Linked DNA regions of Mus musculus: regions 2 and 3 are each linked to region 1. Evidence: chromatin loops called from intact Hi-C (ENCODE). Cell type or tissue: gastrocnemius. All regions are shown on one strand. Links, peaks and the distances in the headings refer to the core of each region. The heading gives the core; the rest is flanking DNA.

What was found. A loop is a pair of places that touch in the nucleus more often than their neighbours do. Peaks named below come from ENCODE experiments on the same cell type or tissue, not always from the same donor. Only the 100,000 strongest peaks of a DNase experiment are listed, where the experiment ranks them.
Region 2: it touches region 1 in a loop (1.9-fold over the local background); 9 of 42 quality-filtered maps call a loop at or near these places.
Region 3: it touches region 1 in a loop (2.0-fold over the local background); 9 of 42 quality-filtered maps call a loop at or near these places.

What each region holds. Positions count from the first base shown.
Region 1 is chr15:64,309,543-64,315,031 of GRCm38, reverse strand. It overlaps Asap1 (ArfGAP with SH3 domain, ankyrin repeat and PH domain1), which reads left to right. Exons shown (of 31, transcript NM_010026.3): 3 at 2,557-2,683. 1700010G06Rik (a long non-coding RNA gene) reads right to left here and starts at 914. Exons shown (of 2, transcript XR_003951590.1): 1 at 499-914; 2 at 1-74. In gastrocnemius, for the core only: no CTCF peak of the experiment used is centred there; DNase peaks (open chromatin) are centred at 2,222, 2,955 and 3,258; H3K4me3 peaks cover 2,500 bases; H3K27ac peaks cover 2,330 bases.
Region 2 is chr15:64,240,234-64,245,722 of GRCm38, reverse strand. The region is part of intron 3 of Asap1 (ArfGAP with SH3 domain, ankyrin repeat and PH domain1); the gene reads left to right. Among named protein-coding and RNA genes, the nearest start is that of 1700010G06Rik, 71 kb to the left of the region's middle. In gastrocnemius, for the core only: no CTCF peak of the experiment used is centred there; no DNase peak of the experiment used is centred there; H3K27ac peaks cover 939 bases.
Region 3 is chr15:64,190,221-64,195,709 of GRCm38, reverse strand. It overlaps Asap1 (ArfGAP with SH3 domain, ankyrin repeat and PH domain1), which reads left to right. Exons shown (of 31, transcript NM_010026.3): 5 at 4,081-4,226. Among named protein-coding and RNA genes, the nearest start is that of Gm20717, 95 kb to the right of the region's middle. In gastrocnemius, for the core only: no CTCF peak of the experiment used is centred there; no DNase peak of the experiment used is centred there; H3K27ac peaks cover 765 bases.

The sequences.
Region 1 (5,489 bases), core at 1,758-4,257:
GAGCTTGGAATAATCTTGACTCGTTCATCTGCAGAGCCAGGTGTGGGAGCAAACCGGCTGGAGCTGGGAGGGCTCTGTGTGGTGGTCATTTTTGACACGCCTTACCCTCTTATTTGATAAACTCATGCCACCCAAACCCAAGGTATCTGAATTAGGAGAGAAAGCTGTGGAATTCAGGGTCTCTGGGAACAGACACACTTATTAGCTAAGTCTAGGCTCTGAACAACAGTTCATTTTTACTGTTTATGTCACACACACAGAGGAGTGCTGCCAGCTCAGTAGACAGGGCAGGTACTAGATGACAACTGGGGTGTGGGGGGTGGGACCAGACTGGCTCACAGCCCTGAGGAAGACAAATCCTTTCAGAGGGAAGCCCCAGTGCTCACTGATTTTTCTCGCTGATTTGCTCTCAGTACTTTATAGGGGAGCATGGGATTTCTGAGGCGCAGGGAGCTTAATTAGGCCAAGCTAGTGAGGGTCATATTTGTTCCAACTTACAGAATTTTCCAGATGCTGTGAGAAATGAGCTAGGATTCTCTTCTGGAATGTTCATTCTCCAAATGCTACATCTTGCAGCCCTGGCAACCAGTGAGCCTGCCCTTGTGGGGTGGTCAGCTGCCAGTCTCCTCCTGCCTTATTTTCTCCCTGAGAGCTAAACCCTCCATGTCTCCCAAACCAAACTTTTAAAGTACTGAGGAGAGAAAGTACTCTTGTTTATGTTTAACCTCTTTATTCACTAGTTTTTTTTAAAAGGTCAGTTTGCCAGGGATGTGTTTCTTTATGCTCATTCCCTTAGCAAGTTCTTCCTGTAGTAGGCGGAGACACTTCCCTGCCTTGGAGAGCACTGGTAGGAACCGCAGTGGAGGCACAGTGCACACCCAATTCGGTCAAGCCAGGAAGAGAAACAGCACACATTTTAACCCATTTTTTCCTATGCAGAGAGCAAGTCCTCATCCATGAACTCAGCCTCCTCCATGAGGGTCCCTGTCTTCTACTTTCATGGGAGGCAGTTAGGGGTCCAAGATTCCCAGCCAACAGGGTATCGAGTGGTGTATCCATTCTATTCTGCACACTTTGACTGAGCCTTCTCTGACCATGGTTTATGTATGGCTCTGTCATTTTCTCCTACTCCTCCTCTGTATTGCCTATTTGTCTGGTCCTCTGCTGCAAAGCAAATTCCAAGACAGCAGGAATGTGGCCCTTGCCGACATCACTCATCTCAGAATTTGTCAGCTTGTGAGGCGAACCTTTTCCTCTTGACATGCAGTCTTCTCCTCCCTCCCTGCCGGTCCTCACTCAAGACAAGCCCTCTCCGTGGGTCCCTGAGCCACACGACCCACACGCGGCCAGAAAGGCCAGCGAACACAACCTCTAGCTAGCTATATCGGACGGTATGCAGGCAGGTCTGAGTGGGCCACAGGGCTTGCCTTCCAAAGCAGGCTTTAATGGAGGCCAGTCATACGCTTTCAAGGGCTCCTGGAGGCCAATCCCAAGGACTAGGTGGGTTTTGTTGATACCATTCTCAAAATCTTCCAGTCGGTGGTGAGAAATTAGATGGGTATGTTGGACTAACAACAGTAGACATCTTGCTGGGGCTGAATTGGTACTTTTCTCAGAAGAAAGTCAGTTCCTGCTTAGCAGTGAAGAGCATTTGCACCTGAGAAATACTTTTTGCATCTCCGGATGCTCGGCGGTCCTCTGGGGTAGGGGAAGAAAAAAAAAAAACCAAATACATCTGGACAGATGAAAGTATTTTAAAACAACCCTTCCTGTCTCTGCACAAGGCACAGCATTGGCGTTCAGAGGGCAGCAGGGCTGCGCCCCCATCCCTCGGTCCGCGCAGAAGGGAGACGGCTTTCCGGGCCTCGCTTCCTGCACCCACTCGGGACTAAAAAAGAACACGAACAACTTTTTTTTTTTTTTTTTTTTTGGTCCCTCTCTTGCAAAAACGCTCGCGTAACCAGCTCGCTGAAGTAACCGCTCCGGGGGCGGCCGGGTGTGTGTGTGTGTGCGTGGGGCGCGGTTCCGGAGCCCCACGGGCACGAGCACCAGCGCCGGCGGCTGCGAGGTGGGGGCCGCGCGAGGGCCGGGCGGCGGGGGGGGGGGGTAAGTGGAGAGAGAGGGGCGGGCGGGGCGTGCGGGGCGCGTGCGCAGAGCACTTCCGTGTTTGTCCCCGTGACTGGCGCGGGCGCGCCGCCCGCCGCTCCGCGGGAGCGAGCGCCCCAGTCGGTCGAGCCTCGCCGCTTGTCAGCGCCACCGGAGCGGTCCGTTCCGCCCAGCCCCGCCCCTCCCCGTCGCGCCCCGCCCCGCCCCGCCCCGCCGCCCCTTGCGTGCGCTCGGGGAGGCGCGTCCCCGGCCGCCTGCGCGCGCCGCTTGCAGTTTGAAGGGCGCTGCGCCGCTCGCTCCGCTCCTCTCCGCTCCACTCCTCGCGCGCCAGGCCGGGCGCCGCGGCGGGTCGGGCTGCGCGCGTGGCGTTCATGAGCCGCCCGGCGGCCCCGGGAGCCTGCGCCGTGACTCACGCCCGCCCCCGCTTGTGTCTCGTCCCTCCCGCGGCAGGATGCCGGACCAGATCTCCGTGTCCGAGTTCATCGCCGAGACCACCGAGGACTACAACTCGCCCACCACGTCCAGCTTCACCACGCGGCTGCACAACTGCAGGAACACCGTCACGCTGCTGGAGGAGGTAGGCGGCGGCCTGGCAGCTGGGTGGGCTGGGGCCCTGGGGAGCCCGGCGACTCGGGGAGCCACACCCCCTCCGGCAGCCCCCGGCCCCTGTGGTCCTCCTTGGCAGCCCTTTCCGGGATCCTGCAGGTTTGAAAGCCGGGGAAACTGAAGTGGGGAAGGACTGAGCGAGCTCTGGACACCCGAGTAGAAGAGAGATCCTCTCTGCCTTGCACCCTGTCTGGGTGCCAGGCAGTCTGCTCAGCGCTTCCACATCATTGTGACCCTTTCCTAACCCACGAAGTACGTGGCGTCAGGCCACCGAGGGCAGAAAGGCGAGGCTGCTTGGCCAAGGTCACCAGCCAGAGACTTGGAGATGGGCCGTGAATGCACTTCTCCGCAGCCCAGCGGGGCCAGGCAGGCTTAGCTGTAGAGATAAGGGCTGGTGGAAAACCCCAAAGGAATAAAAGGGAACTTCAATTGAGACTGTTGCCATCCCTGGGCCTGTGTCTGCTAGTCCCCTGTGCCTAAAGTGAGCAAAAGCCCAGTGGAAGGAGGTCTGTACAAAACGGATCCCCGCCCAGCGCCCCTTGCTCCAGTGGCTTTGGTTCTCTAGGGCTCTGCTGCACCAGATCCGCAGGACACTCAATGCAGTCTGCAGAGCTGATCAGACTGGTAGATGGGACCAGAAGCTGCGGAAAGAACAGCTCTGCCTATCAGGACCCTCCAACGGATAGATGTCCAGGGGCAGAGGCAAGGGCAAAGCTATTTCTTTTAAATCTTGAGCGTGGGGTGGGTGAGGAGAAACGCCTTAAGCACATATTTACAGCTACAAACAAGCCAGTGAAAAAGCAGTGAAAATAAGGCAGTTTCCCAGAAACTCAGCACACTTTCTCAGTGCCACAAAATATTCCCATCCTAAGCAGCTTGGCCTGTCTTGGCTGAACACGACAGTATAGGCAGGAAGAGGGTTTCCCCCATGGGAATTAGACACTTGGTTTATTTGAGGTTCAGGGAGCTCTTTTTTTTATTTAGGGCGGCTAGGGACCAGCCCTCGGGAATATAGGGAATGTTGAAGTTCTGCCTGGAACTGGCTGTGGTAGTCAAGTTGTTTGATGTATGGAGAACTGGTATTTGGGTGCATGCATAAGAGATGGAAATGTTAGGGGGTGGGAGATTTCTTTGTCCCATCTTGTCCACCTGCCAGGTGCTATAAACTAGTCTGTTTAATTCCAGGAAGGGTTGTTTTTAGAGTTTTCTCTGGAGCCATTGTTGAGTGATGGAAATGAATGTTCAAGTGGATGGAGAAATACTACCTACCTAAGTGTATTTGAAAGGCAGAGGTAGTGAATACCCCTCCCCCTTGTGACCTGTCAGTTGCTTGACGGTTAATATCAGGGATTAAGCAGAGTAGCCAGGCATTCAACCTCAAAGTGATTCTGTCCTTCATATAATTGGAAGAAGCTGACAAATTTGCTCATCTAGGAGTGTGTGGTCATCTTTTTCCATTTCTAACTGGATATGCCTCTAAAGGGTTTAACATTGATTAGGCTGTGGGGTTATTTTTCTGCCAGATAACTTCTTCTCTGTCTGCTAATAGAGCTGTCAGTTACTGTAACTTTCTGCACACTCAGATAGTGTTACTGTATTCTGTTTGTGCAGCAGATGATAAGGGTGTTTGGGGTGCTGTTTGTGGGGGATATTTGCATATTGAAGCACCTTTTTTTAGAATAGTTAATGTCAAATAAGTATCTGCCCCCAACCCTGTGTGTGTGTGAGAGAGAGAGAGAGAGTGAGTGTGTGTGTGTGAGAGAGAGTGTGTGTGAGTGTGTGTGTGTGTGTGTGTGTGAGAGTGTGTGAGTGTGTGTGTGTGTGAGAGAGAGTGTGTGAGTGTGTGTGTGTGTGAGAGAGAGAGAGAGAGAGATAGTGTGTGAGTGTGTGTGTGTGTGTGTGTTTGAGTGTGTGAGTGTGTGTGTGTGTGTGAGAGAGAGAGAGTGTGTGTGAGAGAGAGAGAGAGAGAGATAGTGTGTGAGTGTGTGTGTGTGTGTGTGTGTGTGTGTGTGTGTTTGAGCTTAGGTAGAAGAATAGGCCTTTGGGCTTGAGAAAGAGTTAGAACCAGTCTAGAAAGTTCAAAAGTGACATATTAGAATACATTGATATACTCTTGTCCCTAAAGCATGTAGAGTAATTGATACCAGAATTTTGTCATTCTTTTTCTAAACTTGAGTACAGGCTTGGTTAAGAAATCATTTTCCTCACTGTGTACTTTTTTAACCCTTGAATCATAGTCTATTTGGTTTGACTTTGTATGGTGACCTCTTCTTTATATGAAACGTCTTTTTAGCTTCTTACTGTTGGATCATAACACAGCTGAAGGTACATCCTCAGTAGATGCCAACCTGGTTCTTCAAAATTAGGCTGGGTAGTGGGACATACCTGTAATCCAATCAGTTGGTCCATAGAGGCAGGAGGATCAAGCTTGAGGCTAGCCTGGACTTCCTAATGAGTTCTAGACCAGCCAGGGCTGCACAGCAAGACCTTATTTCATAAAATGCTAGGGCAGGGACCTGCACTAGACGTGCCACACACCATGCGGCCAGCACTCAGAGACTGAGCAGAGGGTTGTGAGTTCCCAGCCTAGAATACATAGGAAGAGCCTGTCTCAAAATAAAAATATATCATTGTAATGGGGGGAGGGTGGCAGGGGGATTACTGCTCCCAAAATAGAAGGAAAACTTTGTGAAAATATCAGGAAATGTTTGCATATTCTTCACAAGTGAGAGATTTGGAAATTGAAAGAATTTGGCTTGTGTTATTGTGGTTATTCT
Region 2 (5,489 bases), core at 1,994-4,493, 70 kb after region 1:
GCCTTACATGAATTCTATCTTGTGGTGGTCATTTGTAGCTTGGTACAAAGCCTATTGAGTAGTTAGCCTTCCCATGGCTAATGTGTAGCTGACCCCTCTGCTAATTGTGTGTTTGTTTTTTTTGCCAGATATTTTATAACATGAACTTCATAGTAACTGTTTTTGTCATCCTTGTCTTACCATTGTAAAAAGGCTCTTTCAGGTGCTAACCTCTGCCCACACTCTTGAGAATTGACCTTGCTCATCCTTTTAACTTCTAGCGTTTCATCCATGATCATTTAATAGCTTCTGTTCTCTCCCCAGTTAAACCAAGGAACCACTTGTAATTTGTCTCAGTAATTAGAATGTGACTTTAAGTAACTTGTGGAGTTGGCCTTTATCTGACTGAACACTTGTTTGGGTAATTTTCTGTTCCATCGACCAAAATTCTGTTCTATCAAATGAAATTTCTGTGGCAGTTGTTCTTTCCACAGCAGAATCAAAGCAGTGGCCCCAAAATAGAGGAGAACTTAGACTTGTCTTCTGTCACCTTCCCAAGCCCCACATGAAGGCTGCTGCTGCTATCTGTGCATATACTGAGTTACGTGTCACCACACAGCTGAGAAGCTGAGGAGTAGAACCTGACCTGTCCAGCTCGTCTTGCCTTGTATCACACTTGATGCTTGTATGTGATGCATGGCCAAGGATGGTGTTTAGGGACACTTCATTGTATGATACAGAGGAGGTAACTGGGACATTACTGCATGCTTTATAGTGGTACTCTGAAAATCTTGTGAGCCTGTTGACAATTAGTTCCAAGTCACAGAACTGTCACATGGGCAAAAGCCAGTTCATTATGGCTATGGACTAATGTTATCCTCACTGTTGATGACTGATGGAGGGACGACTTTAGTTACAGTAACAGTGTGTGTGTTATACATATATATGTATATGCATGTATATGAATGAAGTGTTGCTTTTTTTCATTTCATTTAATCGTCTGCAAAATGCCTACATCTCGTTCACTGTGATTGAGGCATGTAACATGAGTCAGTACAGATGAACTGTTAGCTGACGGTCTGTCTGGTGCTTATGTAGGGAAGCAGAGAACATTAGTGGCTGTGAAGATCTGTTTTAGTCATCTCTGCTTCCTAAGACATTGCAGCATTATTGCTAGATGTACATTCAGTAACTATGAGCTGCTCATTTGTTTTCTTTCTTCTTTGTGTGCTGTAGGTATTTAAACATCCAGCATTGTGCCAATAGAGAGGGCAATGGGAGTTTCTTATGCTAGAGGCATTTATAGTCTCCTGAGCTATATGATCACTGATCAAAGTCATCCAAGGAAACTGGCCCAGTGATGGGTAATGGGTAGTGACCCTGAGGCTGCATTATACAAAGACCATGAGCCTAGGAATGAGAATGTTCCTGTGTAGCCACAGAGTTGCCATTATTGAGCAGGACCGCCTGTGAGGACTCATTGCTCCCACTTGGTAGACTTGCTAAATACCTTAAGCAATAGTACCCCTCCTGTCTGAGCTGCTCACTTCAGAGAAGAAAACATCTCCTCTATGTATGTCATTTCCTTATGAAGTAATAGCATCCCCTCCTTAATAGCTAATAAAAACAAAAGCCTATAGTCATGCAGAAAAATCAGTAGCGGATTTCAAGTTCCCATACTGAGATTTCAGAAATGCTCCATCAGTGTCTTGCAGTTTTGTAGCTACACTTGTACACAACAGAAATGGAAGACTGTGGGTGGAAGAAGAACCTGGACTAGGAGAGGAATTTTGTAGCAACTGAGTCTTGACACAGTCAACCTTTGGGATGTTTCCCTGGGGTCTGTTACTTAAAGCCTGGAACTTGCAAACCTTGCCCCCCTTCTTACCCTTTGTATATCTCCTCTGTAAAGCCCAGTTCAGATGGCTCAACCTTCTGAAACCCTTTCTTCTAGACTAGACTTGAGGGCAGGGAGGCAGATCATTGGTTGCTTTGGTTATAAAGCTGACCACTCCACCTTATTATCCATCTATCCAGACAGTCTGCAAAGCACTTGAAGATGGGGAAAGTCCTGTTTACAAAATAGCCCCGTAGCCTGACATGCAGGCTCTTCGTGTATGTTAAGTGACTGCATGCATGCATTCATCCTTTGTATTTCTGTGCCTATTACCTGGTGTGGCCTTTGTGGATTACATCTGGAAGGGAGAGGAAAAGTAGGAGATAGGTCTCAAAAGCTGAGCCTGTCTTCTCTTAAGAGTTTTGTAGAAAGCACTAGAAGGAGGAGTGTACTCCTGGATCTGTGTATGATCTGCCCTTGGCAAATCAACTCACAAGGTCTGGAGTTTTATCTTTCTTCACTGCCCCTTTTGTAAACACTGGATGTAACAAGAGGCTGTAGAATACTCAGGAATGGTCAGGCTTCCCCTTAGAAATCAACCATATGGGAGCTTCCGTGCCAGAATATGAAGTAATGAACAGATCACCTTCTGCTGGGAAAATGGGAGCTTTGGCTGCCTTGTCAGGGTGTGAGTGTTACCCCATTGATCTGTGCCATTTGTTAATTGTCTTGATCCACTGTGATTTGTCACCTTTCCCATTTTTTTCTTTGCTGCCATCTTTTCTTGTTGGGGCCCCATGGGAGACAGGAGGATAGTATCATTGTTATATAGTGTCTCACCACTCTTTATTGTTCTTCTCTGAGGCTGTGCAGACACTTGGGGGACAAAGGGGACTTCATTAATGGCCTTCTTTAATGAGGACTGCAGTGTTGGGGTGGGAATGTGTGGCGGTAGAGGCGAGTTGGCTGAAGTCTGAGGTAATCATTCCATTGGACCCATCGCATTCCATGTGGGCACGTGAGCAGCTGTCCATTTCTCCACCCAGCATTTTCTTGGGTGTCATTCCTTGTCTTGTCAGGGGTTTCCCAACACTAAGAGATTCTGACACACCCACTCTAAGCTTGTCCTGTCATGTTTCCTTCTTCATACCAGTCTTCCTCTTTTCTAGCTGGAGGGCATATATGTACAAAATGCAGAGGTTCATTTTTAGCTGCAGTCCAGGCAGGTCTCGAGGGAAGTGTTGCGATAACTGGATTTCTCAAATGGTAACTTGGCAACCCATACTTTCAATTCCCTTGTAAGCTGGTGTCTGTAGAAGATGAACTGTCTTTACTTGTGAAGGTCTTCATGGGATCATCCATTGACCCCATCAGAGCCTCGTCATTTACTTCCTTTAATCCAAGCCACATCTCCATGATTTGACAGCCTGTCATAGCAAGGGAGGATGTAGAGGATAGGATAATAAAATTGGTCAGGCAGGATTTGATACAGAGCAAAGAAGGCCGGGTATCAGCTTACTAGCCAACTACAAGTTGCAAGAAACAGTCCACAGAGGATCACTGAACAGTTTGGGACTGCTGGGAGTGGCTTGGCTCTGAAAATCGTCAGATATGTGCCAGCAGCCTTGGGAGCTCCCTAAAGGGACTGAAGCAGCCTTTATTATGTCCGTGTAGATTGGGTCAGGTTTGGGCATCAGTCTAAGTTTCACGGAGGGAGGCATATTTGGGTCATGAGAATCTACTAGAACCAGGGAAGAAAGAGGAACCCAGGCTCTGTGGGTGAGGCTGCCATAGCTGTACTTTTGGGCATCCCTGTCAGAGTTTGGTGGGTTTACTCAACAAAATTTGGTCGACCTGTGTTTCAGGGCATGCACCTCTTGAGCATCTCTGCACTGCTTCCTTCAAGGTCCATCCAGGCTGGCCTTGCACATTATCTTCCTGTTGTTTCATTTGCTTGCCCTTTGATCTCTACAGGTCCTTTATCTGCATTACCCCCATAAGTGTGTTCCCCTGACAGGATACCTTATTGTGTGAAGAAGTTGGTATCTACTCTAATGTTCCAGGGGTCATTTCATAATGGTGAGCATGTTGCTGTAGTTTTGATGTTGACTCTACCCTAATGTTCTTCGAGTGAGCCTTGGTCCTGAGATGGAGCTGTTTGGAAGTGGTGAACCATGCAGGAAATAAGCCCGGTCCTTAGGTCATGAGACAAGTGATTTTCCAAGTGAGTTGTGAGACTGGAACCCCTTCTTATTTTTATTGCTTTTTTATACAGGGGGTGTTCAGTTTTGCCCCCTCACATATTACCACCTTGCCACAAGCCCAGCACAACGGGCCTGCTGATTGTAAGCTGGATCCTCTCAAACTGTAGACCAAAAATAACCCTTTTTACTTTATAAATTGATGCCTCAGATGTTTTGTTGTAGTACAGAAAGCTAACTAACATACATTAAGGTTATTTGTGTCTGTGGAAGTGGGGCAATTATGTCAGAGACTAGCATAATTAAAGTGATCCCTACAAAACAAAACATGAATAAAATGGCTTGAAAAATGGGAGCATCTGTTTTTATTACTATATGTGCTTTAACATGTAACTCCACAGCTCCTTGTATCCACGAAGGGACCCTTGGTAAGTGATCTAGTTCAGACACATATGGAAAACGTCATCTCCAAGCCTTGTTTTCCTCAGCTAGAATATAGTTGATAGTTTTCCTTTGCAAGTCTGTTGTGAAGATTGATGGAAATGACACCAGTCATACAGTGGATTCCCAGAGACTAGGAGCTAAAAAGCAAGAGGAATTTCAGAAACTTCCTGAACAGGCAGTGATTTCTCTAATTGAGAACAGGTACCAAATTATACTATCTCTTTGCCAGTAAGCTCTGAGCTCAGTATTTTCTTCTGTTTACTTGATTTGGGGCCTTGTTCCTTCTTCTTAGCTGGAACTAAGCATCAGGGCACTCAGCAGGAAGCAGTGGTCTGAACCCTCCCTGGTAGGCATAAACAAGCACTTGATGTCATTAAGGAAATTCTGGCTGGCTGTCGCCTATGGAAGACAGGAGCCTTATTGTTCTTATGTTATTAGAATACCAGCCTGGCACTGACCATGGATACTTGCCTGTCCAGAGCTGGAGAAAACATGTTTAAACATGTTTGTTTAAATTCCCAAAGAGGTCAGAGATACAGTTGTCTGGGTATTTTAGCAGTTAAACATAATTATCTTCATGCCTTAGGAAAATGATACAAATGGCTCTTGAATAAATGTGATTCCAATTGCAGTTTCCTTGGTTTTGTGTAGACCAGCCGAAGTGCTTCTAAGAATAAGATAATTTTATTTTGGCTGAAGTTTGTAAGCTTCTTCATTTGTGGAATTGTGCTCATTGGTCCCCACAGTCCTGCACTGGGTCCAGTTTTTCCTTGATAGTATTCTTTGTTGAATATTACATTCCCTTTCTTGAGTCTGAAAGTCCTTCAAGGAAGGTCAACTGTTGGAAGTCATCATAGGCAGAGCCCGTTGTTTGCTTTGCTAATATTTCCCCTCTGTGCTTATTGTAGAAAGATGAATGTGGGTTGCCAAGTCTTCCTTGCTCTTTGGCCTGGTGCTCCCTGAAGTAATCCACTCTACATTTTGCAGTCAAGGAGGTGTTCAGTGTCAAGGAGTCAGTGTGAACATGA
Region 3 (5,489 bases), core at 1,994-4,493, 120 kb after region 1:
CTCTGTGCTTGCTAAGTAGCAGAGGCCAAAGGATGGGTTGGCAGGCCAGTCTGGAAGAATGGTGAGTTCTGCCACAAGTAAGCAGCCATCAAAGAAAGGCCTGTGAATTATTGAGAAAGTCCTCGAGGCGTGTGTAAACAGTGGAACTGCAGTGCAACCCGAAGGCACTCCCGACTCGCAGGGTGTGAGCTTTAGAGTTCTGGCTTCAGAGTGTTTGGACACCTATGCCATCTGGCCAGAGGATAAAAGACCAGTTGTGCTACAGAGAGCGGGGTGGGCAGTGACATCACTCTGATGTCATCACATACTTACTGTGCTTTCATGCTAACCTCCAATAGCTTAACTGTCTGAGATAAATGCCATTGATGTCTCCATTTTGCAGGTGTGGCTTAGAGAAGGCCACTTGACCAAGATAATGTCACACAGGCATTGAATGAAGGTTCATCGCACTTTAGATTTTGCATTTGAGCAGGGAAGAGCTTTTCCTCTAAGCTCCATTCAGTGACTGGGACCTGCAAACAAGACTGCCAGAGATACAAATCACCAGGGAAGGGGCTGATTTAGTATGTATATGGGGGCTCCAGCTTTTCAAGCTTATGCACCTCCCCAAAAGACCTATAAATTGTGAGCTTCACCAAAATCGTCTCTACACTTAGCCTCTTCCTTCCCACAAGTCACTGTCTTAGAAGCCCAAGGCTGCTACCTCTTGTCTTGTTATTTCTAATTCTGCAGTGCAGATTATAAAAGAACTTTCTCATACTCCCTCATCTCTTGGAGCGATGAGGCTTTTGTGAGTTTAGTTTGTCTCTTTAGTTACAAAGCTATGTCTGTGATGGTGTTCGCTAAAACCTTTATATTTTTCTTCTTTCCTGTATGCCTAAAGCGATAGCACATTTAGTTGGCCGACTGTCCTCAAATACGGTCTCCCTCTGCCTCTGCCTGTGATACTTCCTCCCCAGAGCAGTATTACTGCCTCTCAGACTTGTTACATATTGAAAAAGTCTTGGAAAGCTCTTGGTTTTATATCGAGGTAGAGGTATTTCGTGAGGGCAAATGGGCTGCAGGGAGGGTGCTTTCAGTAAACTGTCTCTGATAGATTTATAATGCTCTAAGCTAAGTGATACTTAAAATGCGAGACCTATTCCTGTGCTGTTAGATATTACATACAGCTCTCAGGTAACAATGGCCATCTTCTTTTGGGCTTATGCTACTCCCCCCTTTAGTATTATTATCCACAAATTCAACTTATTATACTGCTATATTTTAATATCTGTATCTATACTGTATATATATGACATCTCACTGTGTTTGAACAAACACTTACTGATGCATACATATGCACACCCAGGGACTATATAGGTTTTCTGGATCTATACCTAGCTTCTGCTGACTTATCCATTCTGGCTTTCAGCCTCTCATCTATCACACTCTGCAGAGATCTGGTGAGGAGGAAATACAGAGTGTCACAGAGAGAACGGTTAGGCCAGAGAACATTCTCAGCACACATCAATACCCTCCTCCTATGACCCAGCTCTGCTCAGTTCATCTGATTTCTCAGTGAGTCACCATTGTTCATCTGCCAGGCTTCTCATAATTCTTGCTAACTCTTCATGAAGTTATATTTCAGGGGAATAGATGTCAGGGGAGGAAGAGAAGCGATTGCAGTTTCATGAGATGCCTAGGAAGGGATTCTAGAACCAATTTGTAATAATTCCTTTCTAAATCTGGGTAGTGAGTAGCAGATACTCTAATAATTTACACATCTCTACACATTTCATTCTATGACTTCAAGGGAACAAAGAGCAAGCCTGTGTGCCAGTGTATCCCACCTAATGCTGAGGTGCTTTCTCCCCTGGAGCGTTGAAATGGACTTCATTGTTTCTCACTGGCTTGCAGAAGCAGAAGCATTAGGTGGGAGTCTCAGTGGGGTGTGGGCGTCTATGACCCAGGTAGATCTATGCTTTGGGGCAGATGTGCCTATTGTTGAGCTGAGATGGTCTTTCTATTTTTCTGAGGCTTAACCAGAGATGTGTTTTATCTTTTAAAAATATCGCAGTCATAAATGTTTATCGCCACTGCAGGCATCATGAATTTTAATGCTGTGATGAGCAGAAGTCTTTGGGAGCTTCATCTGGTCTCACTGGATGACAGCGATGTTTCTTGCCCGTTATTCCCCAGGCTGCTGTTTCATTTCTTGAACGGCCATTGCTCTTATACAGTTATTGAAGAAGGTTTGAAGTAAAGCATTCCATTGTTGAATAGCTGGGAATAAACAGCCTAAGAAATTTCAGAGGACTTAACGAATTCTCATTAAGCCCTAATATCCTAAGTCCAGCTCCCCGGAAAATCGCCAGTGTTGTCTGTTGAGTGAGGGATACAGAGGTGACAGAGGCAATCCTTGCCTCCTAAGGGAAAATATGCATGTGCACAGATGATGTGGGAAACCGTGCATAAGTACAGGACTTACAGGCAAGGACGGTTCCTTCTGACTGAGGAAAGCCTTAAGACTCTGACACAGACTTGTTTACTCGTTCATGTAGTAAATACTAGGCATGTGCTGTGGGCTTCCACACAAAGGCAGAACAAAAAGCTGGCACATGAATACCACCTCCAACGCAGTCACCAGGCAAGCCAGCTGCCATGCATCAGTCCCCGGTAGACTTCTCTCCATGTCTGTGAAGATCATGGTGAGCCTGGCAGTCCTTCATGAAGGGCATGTGTGGTGGGAGTTAACATCTGTTGTATAACCTAATAGAGCCATACAGGGTGCTGTTTTAGTAACAAAGCAAGAGCAATGCTCAAGAGACCAGAACAAAGAGGTGATGTTGGGTAGGCGGTGATTAGCATGAGGTGATGAGAAATTCTCAGATTGGGGTATATATCTTTCTCGGTGGTAAGTGGCCTTCTGTGGCCACTCTGAGGTCCCAGGGTGTGAGAAAGGAAAACCAAGTATGAGTCGACGGGTTTCAAATTCCATCTTGTCTAATGCTGTTTGCCAGTGCCTAAGTAAGATAAAGGGCTGACGGAAGAAGACCACGGGGTCCAGTGTAGCCTTTTGTTTGGGCATCCAAATGGAGATAGATGGTTGGATGTGTCAATTTGTGTTTTAGTGGTCAAGATACCAACTTAAAACTTTTGGAAAGCATTTAAAGTGATGAGACTTGAGATCTCAAGGTAGTAAGAATAGATGGAAAAATAATATAAAGTACCAGTAACAGAGAGGGGCTTTCTAGTGCAATGAGGTCAGACAGGCGAGGAAGCAGCAGAGAAGGGGGAGGAGCAGCCATGAGGTAGAGGTAGAGGATGATGAAGAGAGCAGGATAGCCTGGAAAACAGGACAGAAGGTATTTCACAGGAGTAAGAGTTACTGTTCCCGTATGTACTGAGAAAGGCTGTGGGCCTTTCACATCAGCTCCTGCAGAGTTGAAAGAAAGTGCGAGGGGTAGCGAAGGTAGAAAGTGTAGAAGTTGTTTTCATGATTTTTGTGATCTGAGCATGCAGGCTTTGTACCTAGAGATGGTTTCACCAGAAAATAAAAATTAAAAATAAAATGTCTCTTGCTCTACATCTAATCTTGACTCCTTTTGTAGACCTGGGGCATAAAACAAAATAAAGGAGTCAAGATTAGATGCAGAGCAGGAAACATTGCTAAAACTCTTGTGAGGTTTTCTTTTGTATTTTAAGATTGAGTTTGCTAATGAGAAATTTCTTCATAGTTTCTTAATTGCTGGTGAATGTGGGAAGAATTTTTCCCTTAAATAACTGAAGAGTCAGTGACAGACAGACAGATAGACAGCACCAATGCCATCCAGGCGTGGTGGCTCACACCTGTAATCACAGCATAAGAGAGGCACCAGCAGAAAGGTGGCAAGCCTGAGGCCTGCCTGAACTATACATCAGACCCTGTCTCAGAAGAGAAGAGCGTTGAGTGTACTGCCAGCCTCTGGACGTGTTCAGTAAATAATTGATGCTGTTTTTCTCTGCTTTCCTTTTAAGAGGTTCCAGTGATCCACATTCAGAAGAAGCCCTCGTTGCGGCAAATAACCACTCACACTCCTTTTTTGCTTCCTTCCTTTTTAGATCATGTACAAAATGAAGAAAACTATGCACAAGTTCTGGATAAGTTTGGAAGTAATTTTTTAAGCAGAGACAACCCTGACCTTGGCACCGCTTTTGTCAAGTTTTCTACACTCACAAAGGAACTGTCCACGCTGCTGAAAAATCTGGTGAGTCATGCTTCCTCCTGGAGCAGGCTGGGCTCACCGGGCTTACAGAGAGCAGTCCTCTGCTCCTCGCCTCCACCCTCGGGCCTCAGAGTGGAGAGCAGAGGCTGCGCAGTCCTGCAGAGGTGGTGGTCTCCACAGGCTTCAGAGTAACATTTCTAGCCTGGTAGCCTTAGCCCAGCCAACAGCATGGTGGCTATTTTGAAGGGAGAGGAACCACGTGACTGTCTTCTACATTCTACCACTGTTAACTGTTTTAAGATAACTGTTAGCAGATGTTATTTTTTCCCTTTTATTGAAAATAGGTTTTTCTCTCCATACAATATATATTAATTATGGTTTCCCCTTTCTCTACTCCTCCTAGTTCCTTCCTGCCTCCCTCTCATCTAGATCCACCCCCTTTCTGACTCTCATTAGAAAATAAATAGGCTTCTAAGAGATAGTAATAAAATAAAGCAAAAAAAAAAAAAAAAAAAAAAAACAACTAACATGTCACTGGAGTAGGACAAAACAAAGAGAAGGACAAGAGCCCAAGAAAAGCCCAAGACAGGTATAGATAGTGAGACATCCATTAGCACACTCAAGAATCCCATAAAAACAGTAAGCTGGAAGCCATAAGACACAAGCAAAGAACCAGTAGGGTAAAAGGAGGGAAGGAAAATATATATAAGTAAATTTTAAAATGAAAAAAATTTTAAAAACAAAAAAGGAAAAGCCCTGCCATGACATGGCTAGACAAGGTACCTCCCCCATGCCGACATCTCCCCCATGCCGATGAGCGCTCTCTTCTGTTACTCTATTGCTAGGCATGCAGCCTGCCCATAAGAGGGACTTGTTTCCTCAGTGAGACTCTTGACAGAGCTTCTAGCCTAGGAATAGGGACATGTATCCCTTTGTCCCTTCAGCTCCTTAACTCCGTCTGACATAGACCTGTGCAGGCCCTGTGTGTGCAGATTTTGGGTTTTTTTTTATTTATTTTTTATTTTTATATTTATTTTCGGTAAACTGGTTAAAAGAGTAAGGATGCTTTCAGTGCTGAACAGGCAATGGAAATGCACCCTTGCCTGTATTGTACCTCACTTGTATGTGTGTCTTGGTTCTTGAAATAATGAGCCTCCCTTAATTCTGCATATCCTTTTACAATCCACCCCACTGCCAACCCTTTGCATACCTTCAAGAAAAGGTTTTAGGATTTACAGAATGTGTATGGCAGGAAGAATCCTAAAATATAAGGTCTTTAAAAATGCTGACCCAAGAAGGCAGAGC